2 separate regions of the Mus musculus genome follow, and region 2 is linked to region 1. A link is a loop called in an ENCODE intact Hi-C map of the cell type or tissue named here. Cell type or tissue: heart. All regions are shown on one strand. Links, peaks and the distances in the headings refer to the core of each region. The heading gives the core; the rest is flanking DNA. Region 1 overlaps Syn3 (synapsin III). Region 2 overlaps Syn3 (synapsin III).

Region 1 (8,333 bases), core at 99-8,098:
TCTCAAAAATGAGGTATCACCTCCTGTTTGCTTTATTCATTAACTCAAACATTCCATCTGACCCCACCTGGGGGGGCTTCAGTGCTAGACGTTGGCCCTGTACCTCTGCCCTCCCTGTGTTTCTCCCTGCCCTAGTGTCCAGAGAGAGGGGAGGGGCCTGGACATTCCCCATCAACCAGTTCTGTTGCCTGGAGACAGCTCCGTTTTCCCAGGCCCGGCCCCTTTTATCAGGGAGACAATGTGCACACACAGTGAGGGCCTTGTGTGGCACCCAAGCCCCTAGCCCTTTTGACTTGAGGAATTTTTCAAGTGCTGACCCTTCTTCGTGAGGTCTTCATGCTGTCCAATCCAAGGGCTGGTGTCTCTGCAGCTTCCTACCCAGCTCCTATGAGGAGAGACAGAGGAAGGGGAAACAGAAAGATTGTTACCACCACCCTGCTCTTGTAGAATCTTGGAGGAGAGAGCTTCAGTCTTGGATCCTAGCTAGAAGATACAAGGAAAATGTCTTTGAACAGAAGAGTCTAGGGAGACCTTTCCCCCTAAATCTCTCACTTTTTGCTGATTCTCTAAAGAGCTTGACTGAGCCATGAGCTCTCAAATGTAAAGAGTGCCTGTTTCCTTTGACATAATAGCACATGGCTGTGTGAGGACCATGTCTCTGGATGAGTGTTCCCATTAGAATGATTGTTTCCAGCTACTGCCCTAAACTTGTTGTATAAAGTCAAGTTCTTTGTAAAGAAAACAAGCATCTTTGGTCAAAGTACACACAATGAGGTTTTACTGGATATAGATGGTGACATTCTTAGAAGGAAAAGAATGTGTAATGATTGGAATTCTAGAAAACGTCAGCCTGTGAGTACCCTCCAGAGATGTGCATACATTGTACCTGCACACGTCAACTCTTGTTTTGCCCTTGCACTTAAAAACAAATTCTTGGTGAAAATTAATCATGGCTTAGTCTACTCCTTCTCTCTTGAGGAGACTTTGTGACAAACCCACAAATGTTGTGTACAGGAGGGAGGTTTGATTCTGTCAGAACATGGACCAATTTGAATGGAGGAACTACATCTAAACAAGGATTGGATGGATCCAGGTCAGGCCATGAGGAACTGTCACATACCACAATGGACTCAGAATGTCTAGAATGGAGTCAGGGACCTGCTTGTTGACCTCGATGGAAAGCCAACCTTAGAATCAATCAAAACAGAGGGCTTACTACATGGTTTAAATGAATAGGAGCAAGACTGCTGGTGGAACAATGGACGATGGAGATGAAATTCAACTTGATAAACAGAGAAGGCCAGGCACATGTACAGTTCAGTATAAGTACAGTTCGGTGGCAGAGATCAAGTGGTGTTGGGGGAAGGGGTGAGTTTCCCATTAGTTAGAAGATTCTGAGTTTGGTTTGGCTACTCATTTGTGACAGTAATGAAGGGCTCTGACCCTAGATGATGTTACTCTAGAAGCCCTTAGAGGAGGCTCTAAATGGAAGCATTGGTTCTTCTTCTCTTGCCTTTGTCTTGCCTGTCTCATACCCTTGCCTCGTTCTTCTCTGAGGAATCCCATAGCCTCACCCTCCACAGACTGGCTTTCTCGTCCAGGTCCTCCCAGTGACCTTTCTATAGAGTCCCTCACAGACCTGCTTCTACTTGGGCTATAGAGACTTCAGAGCCCCCCCCCCCCCAGACTTTACCCCACTGCTTACAACCTGCCCCTGGAAAGGCATGTCTCTGGGCAGATGCCAGCCTCATTACATAATGTCTCTCTCCCCAAGGCCTGTAGAAGCCTGTCTCTAATGTGTTCCCTGGCAAGAGGGAATCATCTTCCATGGCAGGAAAAGGGACAAGAATTCCTGTCCACTCTTCTGCTGGGCTTTCTGGAGATCTTTGAGAAGTTAATTACCATGTGAAGAACAGGCTTAATAAGGCTATCTGTAGAAGACACATCAGCCAGTTTGGGGGCACGTGGATAGGGACAAGTGCAGGTGGGAAGAAAACACTTCCCTGTGGTCAGGAAAACAGCCACTTAGGCTCCATGGCAAATGACATTAGCCATTTGGCTTCAGCTGCAGGGAGATGACTGGGAACCGGAGGGATGGTGCTGGCTGTGACAGGCAAATGTTCCCTCTAAAGGCAGCAGCTGCAGGACACTCAGCCAGCTTCTGCCGTTTGGGAATACAGGCCAGATGTTTCCAAGTTTCTAATGTTCAAGGGAAGCCAGACTTCTAAAATGAATTCTGTATTTTAAATGTGAAAGGTGTGTATGTGGGGGAGGGGGGTGTGGGGCAAGGGTGGGGGTCGTGGTGTGAATGACTCCGCAGCTAAGAGGGCTTGCTCCACAAGCATGAAGATCTGAGTTTGGATTCTCAGCACCCACATAAAAAGCTCAGCATGCTGTCCTACACACACACATACAACCCTGAGACTCCAGCGCTTGGAAAGAGAAAGGAGAATTACTGGGGCTTCCTGGCTGCCTGCCTCACTCTAGGCTCAGAGAGAGGTGGTCTTAGGGACAAATAGAGAAGAGTGCCTGATGTCTCCTCTGGCTTCCACGTGTACGCATACACCTGCACATACCCATATTCGTGTTAGCATACACCACACCCCCTGTCCCACACAAAAGTAAGTTTATAATTCATTCTGTCAAAATGAGGCTATGGATCCCACAAGACCTACCAGCTGGGGGCTTGTGATACAAGACAGAGATGTTAAGGTAGCTAGTGGATCTCTGTCTTCCTCAAGGACTGTCTTCCGGTATGATGCAAAAACCTTTCTGCTTTGACTGGGATATTTTAGACCAACATAATGCTTACCACAAAGTAAGGAGAAGAAGGAAGAAGGATGGATGGATGGATGGGTGGATGGATGGATGGATGGATGGATGGATGGATGGATGGATGGATGGATAAATAGTCGGGCAAGTGGATGTATGGGTGAATGAGTTAGATGGATGGATAGATAGATAAGTCGTTTATTGGATGGATAGTGAATCTTTGTATGGGTAAATAGATAATAAATCTTCTCAGCCTTCTCCATGCAGAAAACAAACCAGAAGGGATGAGCTGAATGGTAGCCGAATACCTGCTGTGTGCCAGGAGCATTGTTCAGGAGTCCATACCCAGATGGCAGATGTAGTCATTTTTCTCCTAATATTTTACCAATGAGAGAACTTGGACTGTGGTGGTGGGGTTGGCTTGAGGCAGCATTAGGTTATAAATGGCAGAGCTAGACAGGACCTGGGTCTGCCTCTACAGCCAGAAGGCCCTTCTGCTTCTTCTTCCAGCAATGCGAAGCCGCACTCAGACACCTCCCATCAGTAGCCCACTGGTACATTCTTGGCAGCCTCCTGGGTGCCTTTGCATCTGGGTCCTAGTGTAAGCCCTCTCAACACCTTCAGAATTAACCTTTTACATCCCCATTATTCAGAGGAGGAGGCATGGAGTGGCCCCAAGATATCTACAGCAGGTCAGGAGGTATCAGAAATCCTGCCCCACGCCCAAACCAGGTCTTCCTCTGCATGTCTACACACACACACACACACACACACACACACACACACACACCACCACCACCACCACCACCACCACCACCACCACCACCACCACACCTTTGAAGTCTTAGGCCCTGACAAAGAATAGGCACAAATATTGGATGAGCTGATTAGCTGGTGGACTAGCTGGGCCACCTCATCAGTACCACACATGCCTCTCATCCTGCTTCCCATCCAAGACTGGGCAGAGTGCACCTTTTGGTCCGAGCTGGATCTCTACGCTGCTTCACTGATGGTTATCGTCCATCTGTGTGCCACTCCCTCCTAGGAGGGAGTAAACCCTGTGTGATCTTCATGGTTGATTCCTGGGAGCCTGAAGGTTCTGCACAGAGCAGATAAGTCCATCACTGCAGGTTAAATCATGCAACGATGCCTTCCCAGGGCTACGGGCAGGGCTTGCTGTGCAAGTGTGAGAACCAGAGTTTAAACCCTCGGGACTCTCCTGAATGAGTGAGCGTGCTGCCCCTGCTGCATTCCAGGACTCAGGGAGGTGGGAAGAGGATCCCAACTGGCTGGCGGGGCTGGCAGAATCCTCTGGGATCAAGTAAGAGATGCTACCTCGCCTCACTAGCTCCACAGTCAGGTGGATCTGTCCAGGATCTCTGCTTTGACACAGGTAGATCCCATATGTCCTCATTCCCTGGCAGTGGCAGGAAAGGAAAGCAGTACCCACTTCTCATAAATCTTTGTCACATGCCACCACATCCCGGGGCCCCAAACTAGAGACTTCCCACCCCGGGTGGCCCTAGCTTGTAATATTCTCCTTCCTGCTGCCTTTAATGTGTCAGTAAAGTATGAGGCCACCCACAGAGACAGAACCCTCCTGGAATCTAGTGTTCCCACCCCTTGGAGGGTCAGGACCATGGATCTGTTTGATTGGCAGCGTTATTCAAGGAGCTATGAAAATGGACATATTAGGGCACTGGGCTGAGACTGCTGGTCGAAGGCAAAGCCATTGGACAACGTGGATCCATCTGTTTTAACCTGAGGTCAAACAGCCAGTCAACAGCAGAGACAGTGGGCTCCACCCCCAAGGCATCTAGAATTCTAGGCCATCCTTCCCCTTCTCTCTGCCACACAGAGCTGTTCTGAGGCAGCTCCAGGCTGAATTAGCCCACCCTTCCACCACTGTCCCCACTCCCAACCCCCGCTCCCCGGCAAGAAGGCAGCAGTCTGTGTGGCCCATCAGGAGACAGACTTCTGACTCTCAGCCAGATAGAGGGATGGACCGCCTGACCCTCACCTCAGCCTGAGACAGCCTGCCAGCCCCAGCAGGAAACATTCCAAAGACTCCTGGGAAGGTGTGGCGTCTTTGAGGCAGGAGCTTCTTGGGTGGCATACAGTGCAGAGCGTTCTTGGTTCTGGGTTGGAATCAAGTCCAAGGCTGTCAGTCCTATAGGTTGGACAACCACACAATGACCCATATAATAAAAGATGTAGATTTGTGAGTTATTGCAACAGTTTGCCAGTAGGTGGCAATAAAGGGTCACAAGGAAGATCTGGATGCAGGGACAAGGGAGACATCTCCATACCTGGCCAACATATAGGAAGCAAAGTCCTGTGCCCTGTCACAGGGTGCTGTCATATGCAGTGACTATTGAGAAACAGCTCACAGACTGGATGTTTAGAGGCAGAGGACAGATCATAACGTATAATTACAAGGCAGGGCAGTACCATAAGGTAGAGGGTATGATGTGCTCACCTGTGGAGGAGGGGCACCCAGCCCAGCCAGGTGGGGTTGCTGCTAAGGAAAACAAGAGAGCAGATAGCACCTATAAGTACTATGGACTTCGAGAAAGAGGAGTCTGGCAAAATAGAGGTGTGAGCCTGTGCAAAAGACCAGAATCATAAAGCAGAGGACGTACTGAAGCATCCCAAGAAGGAGTGTGTGTGTGTGTGTGTGTGTGTGTGTGTGCGCGCGTGCGTGCGTGCGCGCGCGTGCATGCTCGCGTGCATGTGCATGTGTGGTGTGTGTGTGTGTGTGTGTGTGTGTGTGTGTGTGTGGGGTGTGTGGTGTCTATGGAAGCAGCTGTAAATAATGTGGATGTTAATGTAATGTAAATGTGGATTAAGTGGGCCATCTGCTGGCAGAGTCCCCATTAGGAAGGAATTGTACTGAATCTTGAAAATCTGAAACTATGGGAAACTTATGAGACCTTAAATGGCAACTTCTCCATCTACAGGATATGGGTGGCGATCCTGCCCCATTCCCTCTTGGGGGTTGATGAGAAGGTCAAGTACTAGGGAGAAGAACACTGGAATCTGCAGGGGTGCAGAGTGAAGAATGGAGAGAGGAGAGTAACTGAGAACTAGGGAAGAATGGGAATTAAGAGTAAAGACCACGCTGGCCATTGCCATGCTGCTACAGTCTGGATGTGTCCTTATGAGCTGTAGTCATCAAAGAAGGGATGCAAATATTGTATTTAAATGTTTGCTAACTCTAGTCATGGTGGTAGTTCATTTTCAGTGTCATCTTGTCTCAGTGTAGAATCGCCTGAGAGCATCAACCCGGGAACTGACTAGATCAGATTGACCTGTGGACTTGTCTGTAGATGATTGTCCTAATTGTTAATCGGGAAAACCCAGCCAGCTGTGGGATGCACCATTCCCTACAAAAGAGAGCCAGATGAGAGCAAGTAGGCAAAGGTGAATTCATCTTCTCTTGACGCTTGACTATGGACATGCGGGGACTGCTTCAGTTCTTGTCTTGCCTTTCCCAGAATGTTGGGCTGTAACCTGGTGTTATAAGCCAGAAAGCCCTTTCATCTCTCACTTGCTTTTGGATAAGGTCTTGTACCACAGCAACAGAATTGAAATTAGAATACTTATCAACTTTAAATATTAGTCATACGCCTCATAGGCCATTTGCTGTCCCCCCCTCAGGCCCCACAAATACTGTAAGTGGGATGGAATGTGCTGACTCCCTTGTTGAAGACTCGTGATGAAATTCTGCATTGGGTGAGACTAGCTACACACAATTGAAGAGCACCCATGGGAAAGAAACAAAGGGACACCTTACTTTCAGATCATACCAACCATTCCTGTCCCACAAAAGTCCAGCCCCAGTGACATCTTAGCCTGTTAATATTGTAAGAAAAAGTACCACAAATATTGACGCTGTCAGTCAAGGATGCTGGAAGTCTTGGGAGAGGAAGGTACTACTGACGTTGGCTGAGAAGCCATAGGGGCTTGTGAACACAGACAGGGAAGCATTCTAAGAATTTGTAGAAAGAACCCTTTCACAAAAGAAGACTGAGCAAATCGTTCCCTGCTCCAGGGACAAGAATAGAATGAAGAAAGTTCAGAGAAAGTTTGTGAGCATGATGCTTACAGATTATCCATCAGAACTGGGTTGTGTGGCCACACCTAACATCCGGGAGACTCGGGGCTATAGCTTTGTGTGCTAACCTGTGCTAACCTGTGAATGTTTCTGCTGAGGAAAAGGGAGAGAATGAGGGAGGTGGAGGAAAAACACTGCTGCCATCCCTAAGAAGGAAATGCTTACTGCAGTGCCTGGTTCACTGGTGAGTCGGATATGCAAGCTGGCTCTTTAGCATTATGTATGGGAAGGCACCTAATGCTCTACGCACCCTTCTATCCAGACTCTTTCAGGGTTGAGCGAAAGAAAGCAGAGACTCAGAGGAAAATACCTGGAAGCAGGTTACCCTTAAGCATTTAGTCTCTGGGTTTTGCGTTTCCTCCCTGATAGGACAGACATAAAAATGCCTGCCTCGTTTAATGTATACATTAAATGAAAAAGGCCACAGATTCAACCCTATAACTCACTGGTTCATTCATTCATTCATTCATTCATTCATTCATTTATTCATTCAATTAATTGCACTCTTGTGGTGTGTTGCACACTCTTGTAGTGTTTTAAGTACTCTTGTGGGTGCTGGGGATAAAATGATGGGCCACAGACTGGTTGGAGTCCTGTTGTACTTCAGTGGGTTACAAGTGTTAAGCACAGTTACTGATTCTAATCATACTTAGAATCAGCAGTAGGGAAGACAGCTGGTGTCCCAAGGGAGATGATCTACATTTACGGTCAGGAGAAGGTTCCCTATGGAGGAAAGTGGGCGAATGGGAGGGATCAAGCAATAAGATTGGAGGGTCAGCAGGGAAAGGGAGGGAGGTCATAAGTGCTGTATTTTATGAAAAGATAAGGAGAGAGGGAATATGTTTGGTGGAGATGCAGTCAGGTGTGGGAGAAGGAGGTGCCTCTGCGGAACCATGCTGAGGCATCCCTTCCCCCTGAGGAACCAGCCACGATAGAATAGTTTATTCAGGGCATGGGGATGGAAGTTGTGAGGGTAGTAGGGACAGAGAAGGAGAGAGAGGGGGGGAGAGAGAGAGAGAGAGAGAGAGAGAGAGAGAGAGAGAGAGAGAGAGAGAGAGAGAGGAAGAAGAAGAAGAAGAGGAGGAGGAGGAGGAGGAGGAGAGGCCAGCCATAAGCACATGGAAAAGGAGGGGGAAGGGGAATGGAGGGAGAGGGGGAGCAGAAGCAAATGGACAGAACAGGAGCAAGAGGGCAAGAGAGAGTGGAGGGGCAAGGAGCCCCTTTTATAGTGAGTCAGGCATGCTTGGCTGTTGCCAGGTAACTGTGGGGCGGAGCCTAGACAAAATGCCAACAACAAGAATATTGTCTACTCCTTTACCTCCATTGGTGGTTGGTGGAAGAGAGTTGTAGAAGGGTGAGTGGCCAGATGAAAAGGCTATTGGTTAACAGATAGACAGACAAATACATAACGCGAAGATAAGAAAACAGGTCAGTGAGTCCTTGA
Region 2 (8,333 bases), core at 242-8,241, 110 kb after region 1:
GTTAGACCATTGACATTGACAAATATGGCTGCCTGCAAGCTTACACTCTGTCATCCATCATGGGATTCTCAGGAAGAAAATAAGGTCTAAGGATTATACCACCCACTGGTGATTTAGATAGAGATCTCTTAAACACTGGATCTTGCCAGTAGAATGACGGAGTTTAGTTAGGGCTGGATTAGCAAGCGTAAGGATTTAAGGATAACTCTCCTGAAATCTGTTGCAAAAACGGGCATAATTGAAATGGGCCAAGCTATAGCCAAGGGTGGAAGGAGATTGTGTGCCGAGGTTATAGGGAAGACAGGCAGAATCTGCTTGCAAGATCCTCTCTGATATCAATTATAACCTCCCAAGCCAGGACACAAGAAGGCAAGAGACAGCAGGTATGTGATAGAAATAAAACCACTTTACTGTTTAGAATAAAGGACAGCTATAAAAAGTGAACACTATGCAACATTACAAGACAATATACATTCACGGAATATAAAATTCATAAATAACATGGAGGAAAACTGTAAACAGTGCTACAAAATTTAGCAACAAATACATTCCTTCTAGAGGGGGTTTTCTCTGGCTGGTGTCTCTTCATCTCTACTGGGCTTCAGCACAGCTGGCTTGCTAGAGGAAAAATAGACAGAGAATCTAAGGTACCCCTGTCCCCAGAGCATGGTCATTTCCTCGGGTTCTCTCCTCCTCAACCCAAACAGCCGACTTAGATCTACTGAGACCTCTCTCTCCTGCCTTCTCCCATTTCATTGGATTTCTACCATCAGACTTTATTTTTTTTTTAAGTTTCTCTGATACAAATACGAAAGTGATATTTTTATCGTTAAGTAGCTGGGAGCCAACTACCTGAATGGCACCTTGATGTGAGGCAGGGAAGAGTAATGCCTCCTGGACTCACATTATCTCCCAGACAGATCTATCCCCAAAAGTCACTATGTTCTTTGTCGTTTAAGAAGCACAACATGAGACAGTGTTTATATGGCAGAGCTAGGACTGGAGAAAGTAAACATTGGAGTCTCCTTAAGCTCCACATCCTGGCTATAGAAGAGAGCTATCCTGGGCAACAGGAGCCTGAGCAGAGGAATTCCTTGGTTGGGAGACAGAAAAGTTGCCTGGATGAGACAAAGAGAGCTTAGAATCTCAGTTGCCATGGCTCTGGACTGCAGAAACCATGACTTCCTGGTTGAGTAGGAGAAAGGTCTTGGAAAGTGGGTGGCAGATGACCTAGGGATATTTGATACAGGACAAGAACTTGAGTGTACTTTTGATTTCTGTTTTGTTTTGCTTTTGCTTTTTTTCTTCTTCTTCTTCCCACCCTTAGGATTCTATGGGGAGGAGGCTGGAGGAGTCTGTTTCTAGTACCTTCCATTTCCTTGAATCTCCATTCTAGCTGAGTGGTGATTGTGTCCCAGTAATTCTGCCCTCCATTCTACTGTAGAATTTGAATCAGAAAAAAAAAATGGCATGTGGGTTTCTTTCTTTTTTTTTTCTTTTCTTCTTCTCTTAGACACAGTGTACACACAACAGCCTACACATGGCACATGATTTAGCAAAATAAAACATTCACGATATAATTGAAGTATCAAAGTGTCTCAGCTACATAAATGATTTTAAATTATACAGTAAGTGAACAGGTGAAATAAACAAAGCTATAGCTTATTGAAAGCTCAAAAACCGCTCTCCGATGATGTAACTTTACACAAGACCCTTTCGTGGCCAGTACTTCTCACCAAGACCTCAAAAGCCGACTGGGGCCATTGGTTCTGCCCATTGGTTTTATCTTCAGGTGCCTCATACTTAGGCCTCACCTCAAGTCTGTCCATGTAAAAGGGAGGTGATTACCAGGGATTGAGAATGGCCCGATGCTGGATTAAGATGGAAAAGATGTTGGGGTATACATATGGGAGGGCACTTGAGTAAGATAGATCAGGAGCGCCATATTAGGAAACTCTGAGGTTGAAATAGACAACTTCCAACAGTAAAGCCAGAGGTTCAGCTCTTAAGAACCACTGGCTTGCTGACCTCAGCTCCTTCTCTCGGCACACCATGGAAATGGTTGTGCCTTCTGCCCCCTGTCAGCACAGGGGAAAGATGCAAGGGAATGAAATCAACCAAGAGAAAACTTGACACCCATCTCCTGAACTGTCTTCCTGCCCTGCTCTTCTATCAAACACCTGGACAAAGCAGTGGTATGTGTGGGGTGGGGACAGACTAGAACTTGTTCTCTCTCTCTCTCTCTCTCTCTCTCTCTCTCTCTCTCTCTCTCTCTCTCAACTGGTAACTGTGTTTCTAAAGTGGAATGAAAACGATATGATACTAATAGAGGATAAATACCCATAATCTGAAAAAAGACAGAGTAACTGTGTTAAATGTCACCACCTTACTATCTCCAACTCTGTGCAATACACTCTCACCTACTATTGGCATTGCAATGTTGACACTAAAACTTAAAATAATCTTATTTAATAGGAAAATTTATACTGTACTTTTATTTAAAAACAAAAATACAACACAACAAAAGGCCTACATTTGGACGGCAGAGCCTGGCTCCCTCAGTAACCAATCATGTTCATTCTATGAGGTGACCACCTCCGGAAGTGACTTCACCCATTACTGAGCTGGGGAAGAAGTGTATGCTGTCCCCAGATCCAGGAGAGGAGTCATTCCACTGTGCAACTGCCCCTTTCATGAGAAGGCCCTAACCTAACACTCACACTCCCCTGCCGTCAGCCAGCCAGTAAGGCAATTAAGTGAAGGGCACCCCGAACAGAAAGCAGAACAAAGAAGGGAGATGGATGGTCAGATAACCCCAGTTATAGGGACAGTAGGGTACTGAGTGTGGTCAGAGTTTCAAATTTTAATTCAGATAATAAAAAAAAGTCAACTTGGAATGTCACAATTTCCCATCAAACAACAAAAGAAAAAAAGATTAAACTATTTGCATATTTAACAGCATTGAATAGAATTCTGTGTCCTATAAAAAAAATTAGCTCATAATCCCCCGTGGGTATATGCAAATGTATATATAAACACATCCCCCTAGATGAGCTAAACACTACTTTGGAAATAGTATTCTCTATCCAAATCTACTTGACTATATCTGTGGATAGTGTCAGGTGTGTGTTTCTCCAACTTACAGTTGGCAAGCTTCCAGCCAAACTTCCCCAAGAATTCCTAGGAGACTGTCTCATGGGAGGCAGGAGAGGAAAGACGTTCATCTCAGCCCTTTGAGTTTTTTGTACAGACGGGCAGGTTGCCTGCTGAACCCAGGCAGATGTTTAAGCCTTTGCCAGCTCAGAAAGTTCTGTTACTCTTGGATGCTTGTTCCAGGATCTGAAACATGGGGTCAACCCAAGTATCACAGGGCTGGATAACTGTGAGACCCACTCCTACAGTCTGTCTCTTCTCTCCCTCTGACATGCACACATAGACAGACTGTCTGACCCAGACATACAGTTGTATATCCTCTGTGTAGAAGACCTTTCAAATACCTGGCGTCTGTCTGCTTGCTGCCTTTGACTGATTGGGAAACAGTTGGACTTCTGCCAACTTCCTTATCCATGTTTCCTGTGTATTGGGATGAAGAAGTGTATATGGAACTGGGTCTAGGATGTGGTCAAGAGAGGAAGAAGAAAGAAGAGTAGCTTTAAATGCCCCAATGGGATAAATTTTTCAATTTCTGTTTTCCTAAAAAAATATAGATTATATATCATGAAGAAGAGGTGTATACATGCCTCGTTCTTTCTGGCTTGGCACCAGAGATCCCCAGTTGGAAATGGGTGATGTCAAAACCAAAAAGAAGGGGTAGGGGCGGGGCCAGGAAGGTATTTCCAAATCAACTCCATAGACAGCAGAGACTTTAAGTGTCCCCAGTGCTAAATTTGCAAGAAAACAGGCACTAATTTCATTGTCATCATCTGGGAAGAGTTAGTGTCTGGGACGCTCGGCGGGATGGGAAGGAGGTGAGGTGGGGAAGGTCTGGGTTCAGGGGTCTGTGGCGTTGCTGATGCTCTTGTCTGGGGGAGCCCATCCTCGGTACCAGCTGCAGTAGCCACCCTTCTGCCGGATGCAGGCGTAGTGTTTGGACTGATAGCCAGGGTACCCAAAATTGGAGAGCATGTCGGTCCAGAGACACTCATTCTTGGAGGTCACAAAACAAGGCAAGTAGTAGCAGGACTTGATCTGTAATGACACGCAAGCCACAGTTAGGGGACTGCACCATGGCAGGCCCTCCCTGAATTCAAACCCAGGGGGTTCCTGCCCTTTAATGCTACCAGATTAATAACACTAGCTATAAGCTCCCATTGAGTGTCTACTGGGCACCAGACATACTGTCTCTAAACTTTTGGTACACTTCTAAATCCCCTCTATAGATGAATAGAGACTCTCAGAAAGGTTAAACAGCTCATTCCAGGTCACACAGCATTTGAGTCTCAGATTAGATGTGGGAAGAGGCGACTACCACTGTTGTAGGAAATGGAGGAGTTCAAACAACAAAAGCAAGACTGGAGAGATGGTTTAGTGGTTAAGAAAACTGACTGCTCTTCCAGAGGTCCTGAATTCAATTCCCAGCAACCACATGGTGGCCCACAACCATCTGTAATGGGATCTGATGCACTCTTATAGTGTGTGTCTCAAGAGTGGCTGCAGTGTACTCATATAAGTAAAACATAAGTAAACAATAAAGGCATAGATTTTAGAGTTCAACTGCCCTGGGTTGGAAATCAGACTCAACAAGCTATATAACCCAGGATCATAGACAAAGATCTCTGATGCCTTGATTTCTTCTACAGTGAAATAATAGTGATTAGGAACACATGAGGTTATTATGAGGATTAGGGGGAGAAAGCGATTCGGTTCCCTCTCGTGACCTTGTGTATGGGGAAGGGACTGGACCTGGTTGAGTCAGCTGTCAGAGTGAACCCACTCACAAGAGCTTGGCAGAACCCTCCACTGAAAGTTCTTGTACCTGTCATTGGCCTTGAAGAGCAGCAGGGAGGGGCGGGGAGGTTGAAGAGCCCTCTCAACCCAGCAGCTGCCAAGTAGGCACCATGCAGGCAGCGAATACAGAACAAAGGCGTTCTTCAGAGCTTTCCTGGCTGCCTTGCCCCAGGGCAGCATTCCTTACCACCCCTGCACCACCCAACAGGCTGTCTGCCCCAGCTAGCAGGAACCAAAGCTTCCAGATTGGCACCCTCCCCTAGAACTCACCTTGCAATTGCAACCCAGGTGGTAGCGGTAATTGAGGCCCTTGCGCTGGGACAGTGTGAGGTGGTCCCACCTCTCCACAAAGTTGCACAGTCCTGTGTACATCTTGCCTTCATACACGCGCCCTGGAGGAGAATAGGAGGCAAGGGGGCAGGCATTCTGTTAGACCTCTCAACTGCCAGGGGGCAGGCACTGACCCTGGGTTTGAGACACCTTCCTCAACACCTTTAGACGTGAATTCTGGCCCTGTTTTCCAGACTGATAATGGAGCTTGAGATAGCAAGCACTCTGCTGAAGGCCTCAAAGGTCTGAGAATTCCTTAGGGTTTTGTGTGTTGTCATTACTACAACGACAGCCTAAAGATCAGACTGTCATACAAGACAAACCTAATGGATTGACTGCCAAGAGCTGTTGAAGAGGCAACCTATTTCTAGCTACGTTAAAGCTGAGATACCATGAGATCAGGACACAACCAGATGTACAATGGAGCCAAGGCTGCCAGGCAGGAGTGCGTAAGCAAGCCAGACCCTTAACCTGAGGAGCCAGGTGTCTGCAACCCTCTGGATGTCACTGACTCAAGCTTCGGCAGACCACCCCAGAGCAAAGGAGTCTCAGTGCTCCTGCAGACACTTACCTGTCAGCAGGTACTGGTATTTGTTGACTTCTAGCTTGAGGCCACAAAGACTTTCAGAGGCTTCCGTGTGAATGTACTGCACGTGGGGCATCTTACTGAAGCCTCGGTACATCTGTGGGCAAAAGAAACATGATCGTGAGAGAGAGCCCAGTGTCCAATCTGCATGCTGCTGTGTAGTGTTCTGTAGAGTCTCTGGTCCCCCCTGTGCAGCCGGACAGTGGTAGACTATGAACCTGTCACCACAGGGTTTCCTGAACACCACCGAAGGAGGCCATCTAGTCTTTTCCCTGGGCCAGGATGGTGTCTTCCTATCCAGCTATATGTATGTTCTATCCACCTGCTGCACCCCACTCCTCTACCTACACATCCGCACATCACAGATTCAAGGCATCTACTATGAAAAGCACCCAGGGCTCTATGCAAGTTCAAGGGGCCAGCCAGCCAGCCAGCCAGCTGGCCTTCAAGTGCCATCTCAGTGATAGGCTGGTGTATGTAGCAACGTTCTTACTCACAGGATTCTCACAAGGGCCCTGAGAGTGGGTACTGAGAACTCCATTTTTTCCAATGGGGGCACTAATGTAAATTCCATTCGGCTAGAGGAGAGTGAACTCGGGACAGGCATTATCTTAAGTTCTTATTTTTCTGAGCTTCTGCCGTGGCGCTGAGTTTCTTTGCTCAAGGTAAAGCCCTCCCGCCAAAGCAAAACTTCTTAATTAAGGATATCATTATTACTAGGTTAAACTATGTAAAATTCATCTGCAACATGACTGAGCGGAGTGGCTACACCTCTTGGAAACATTTGAAGCACAAGACAATATGTTTCCTTGACAACGTGTCAAAGACACCGTGGCAGGAGAGCAGACACAGAGCAGGGATGTTGGTAACCTTCCAGTGATAAGTAGAACAGCCTCGGCTACAGGGTTATATGGGCCCAGGGTTAGTGACACTGCAGGTAGGTTACTGCTAAAATATCTAGCCACCGGATGCCCAGGACCTTAGAGGGCAGGAAAGAGCCTTGGTCTCACTTTACAAGGTTCAGGCCTGAACCTTAGACAGGCTTAGAGGCTTGTCTATAGTCACACAGTTGGTAAACAGTGGGCACAAAGTCCAAGCAAGATAACGCATAGTCTGTGGTCTTAACGGTCATCTGTCTCTATCTCTCCTTGCAGCCTTTGAAGCTTAAGACCCAGGGCTTCCACAGCAGCAGGGGCTTCTCGCATCTCTAGCTTTTGCGAGACTCGTGTCACAACGTGACTGGAATGCCTGGCCATGTGACTTTAACAGAGACTGAGCACATTCTGTGACTCTAGAATGAGTCCCTGTGTGCTACACAAGCCCTGATCTACTGAGGCCACACTGTCATCTGTGAGACAGGGAAGAGGGAAGGTGGAGGGGGACACTGAGGCCTGGTTCTTACCTCTCTAAGGGCCTTGAATATCTGGTTGTCACTAGCCCTATGCTAAGAGCTTTGCAGTAGAACGATTCCTTAGCATGCATTATTAGTTACTCAGGTCATTAATACCAGCCAGCGTACCCCATTGGTGCCTCACAAATACCCAGCTACGTAAAACCTGATGGGCTGGGTTTTGTTTTGTTGCTGCTGCTGTTGTTATTATCATCTTGTTTGTCCTCATCTTCTAACAGGCAGGTGGCTAGCAGAGTCAGGTGGTCTACAGGGCACGAGGCTGTCTGTTCACAATCTAGAGAGGCAGGCCTCTGCTTGTTTACAGAGTGTCCTGTCCTGATGGCTTAGACACCTTCTGAACCCTTCTGCTACCCTGGGGGCTTTGCAACAGAACAAGTAACAGAATGTGGGGGTTCAGTCCGCTATGGGGGAGCAGACCAGAATGATGATGTGCTTGCTGCTGGGTGATACCCATCTGACTCCACAGGAAACACAGTTAAGATTCCTGATGTGTGCAGCACCATCACCATGGCCTGCAAAGAACAAGACACCCTGACTTCCGCGCCAGGTAAACTGTTCATGCGGTTTCAGGTTTTGGTAAATATTTCCACTAAGTGCTTAGTGGACGACAACACAGTAGGTCTCAGCAAGGGCTCGATAAGAATCTTGCACCATAAGAGTCTCAGGCATTGGACGACAATGGCTTCCTGAGGCCTGAAGGTCAAGGGGTCCTGCAGCTGGAGGAAACCCTGCTGGCGCTCGTTTGCTTCCACAAACCACTAAGGAAAGGGCCCAGCACATTCCAATTGCCCGGCAGATCTGTCCTGCCCCCAGTTAGGACAAGCAAAGCGCATGACCGGCACATGTTTCCCTGGGATCCTCCTGGGACCAACTGGGACATAATGTCCCCCACGTGCTGTCCCTTGCAGCCTGCCTGAAAGCTTGTCTACACTGCACAAACAATAGCCCCTGGCAAAACAAACTGCTTTCCCATGGTCCTAATAGGAGATAAGGCCCCCACAAATGACAGAGGCCACTTCTGGAAACTTCCACCTTTGCCCCACAACTCAATCCCAGCTA

Evidence for each region. Peaks named below come from ENCODE experiments on the same cell type or tissue, not always from the same donor. Only the 100,000 strongest peaks of a DNase experiment are listed, where the experiment ranks them.
Region 2: it touches region 1 in a loop (3.0-fold over the local background); 10 of 42 quality-filtered maps call a loop at or near these places.

Annotation. Positions count from the first base shown.
Region 1 is chr10:86,449,278-86,457,610 of GRCm38, reverse strand. The region is part of intron 2 of Syn3 (synapsin III); the gene reads left to right. Among named protein-coding and RNA genes, the nearest start is that of Syn3, 45 kb to the left of the region's middle. In heart, for the core only: a CTCF peak has its summit at 5,021 (motif pointing right); a DNase peak (open chromatin) is centred at 2,120; H3K27ac peaks cover 262 bases; H3K27me3 peaks cover 1,145 bases.
Region 2 is chr10:86,341,560-86,349,892 of GRCm38, reverse strand. The region is part of intron 6 of Syn3 (synapsin III); the gene reads left to right. Timp3 (tissue inhibitor of metalloproteinase 3) reads right to left here. Exons shown (of 5, transcript NM_011595.2): 3 at 5,849-5,960; 4 at 5,218-5,339; 5 at 388-4,188. The coding sequence ends at 3,991. Among named protein-coding and RNA genes, the nearest start is that of Timp3, 45 kb to the right of the region's middle. In heart, for the core only: no CTCF peak of the experiment used is centred there; DNase peaks (open chromatin) are centred at 5,062, 5,762, 7,542, 8,142 and 1 weaker place; H3K27ac peaks cover 1,304 bases.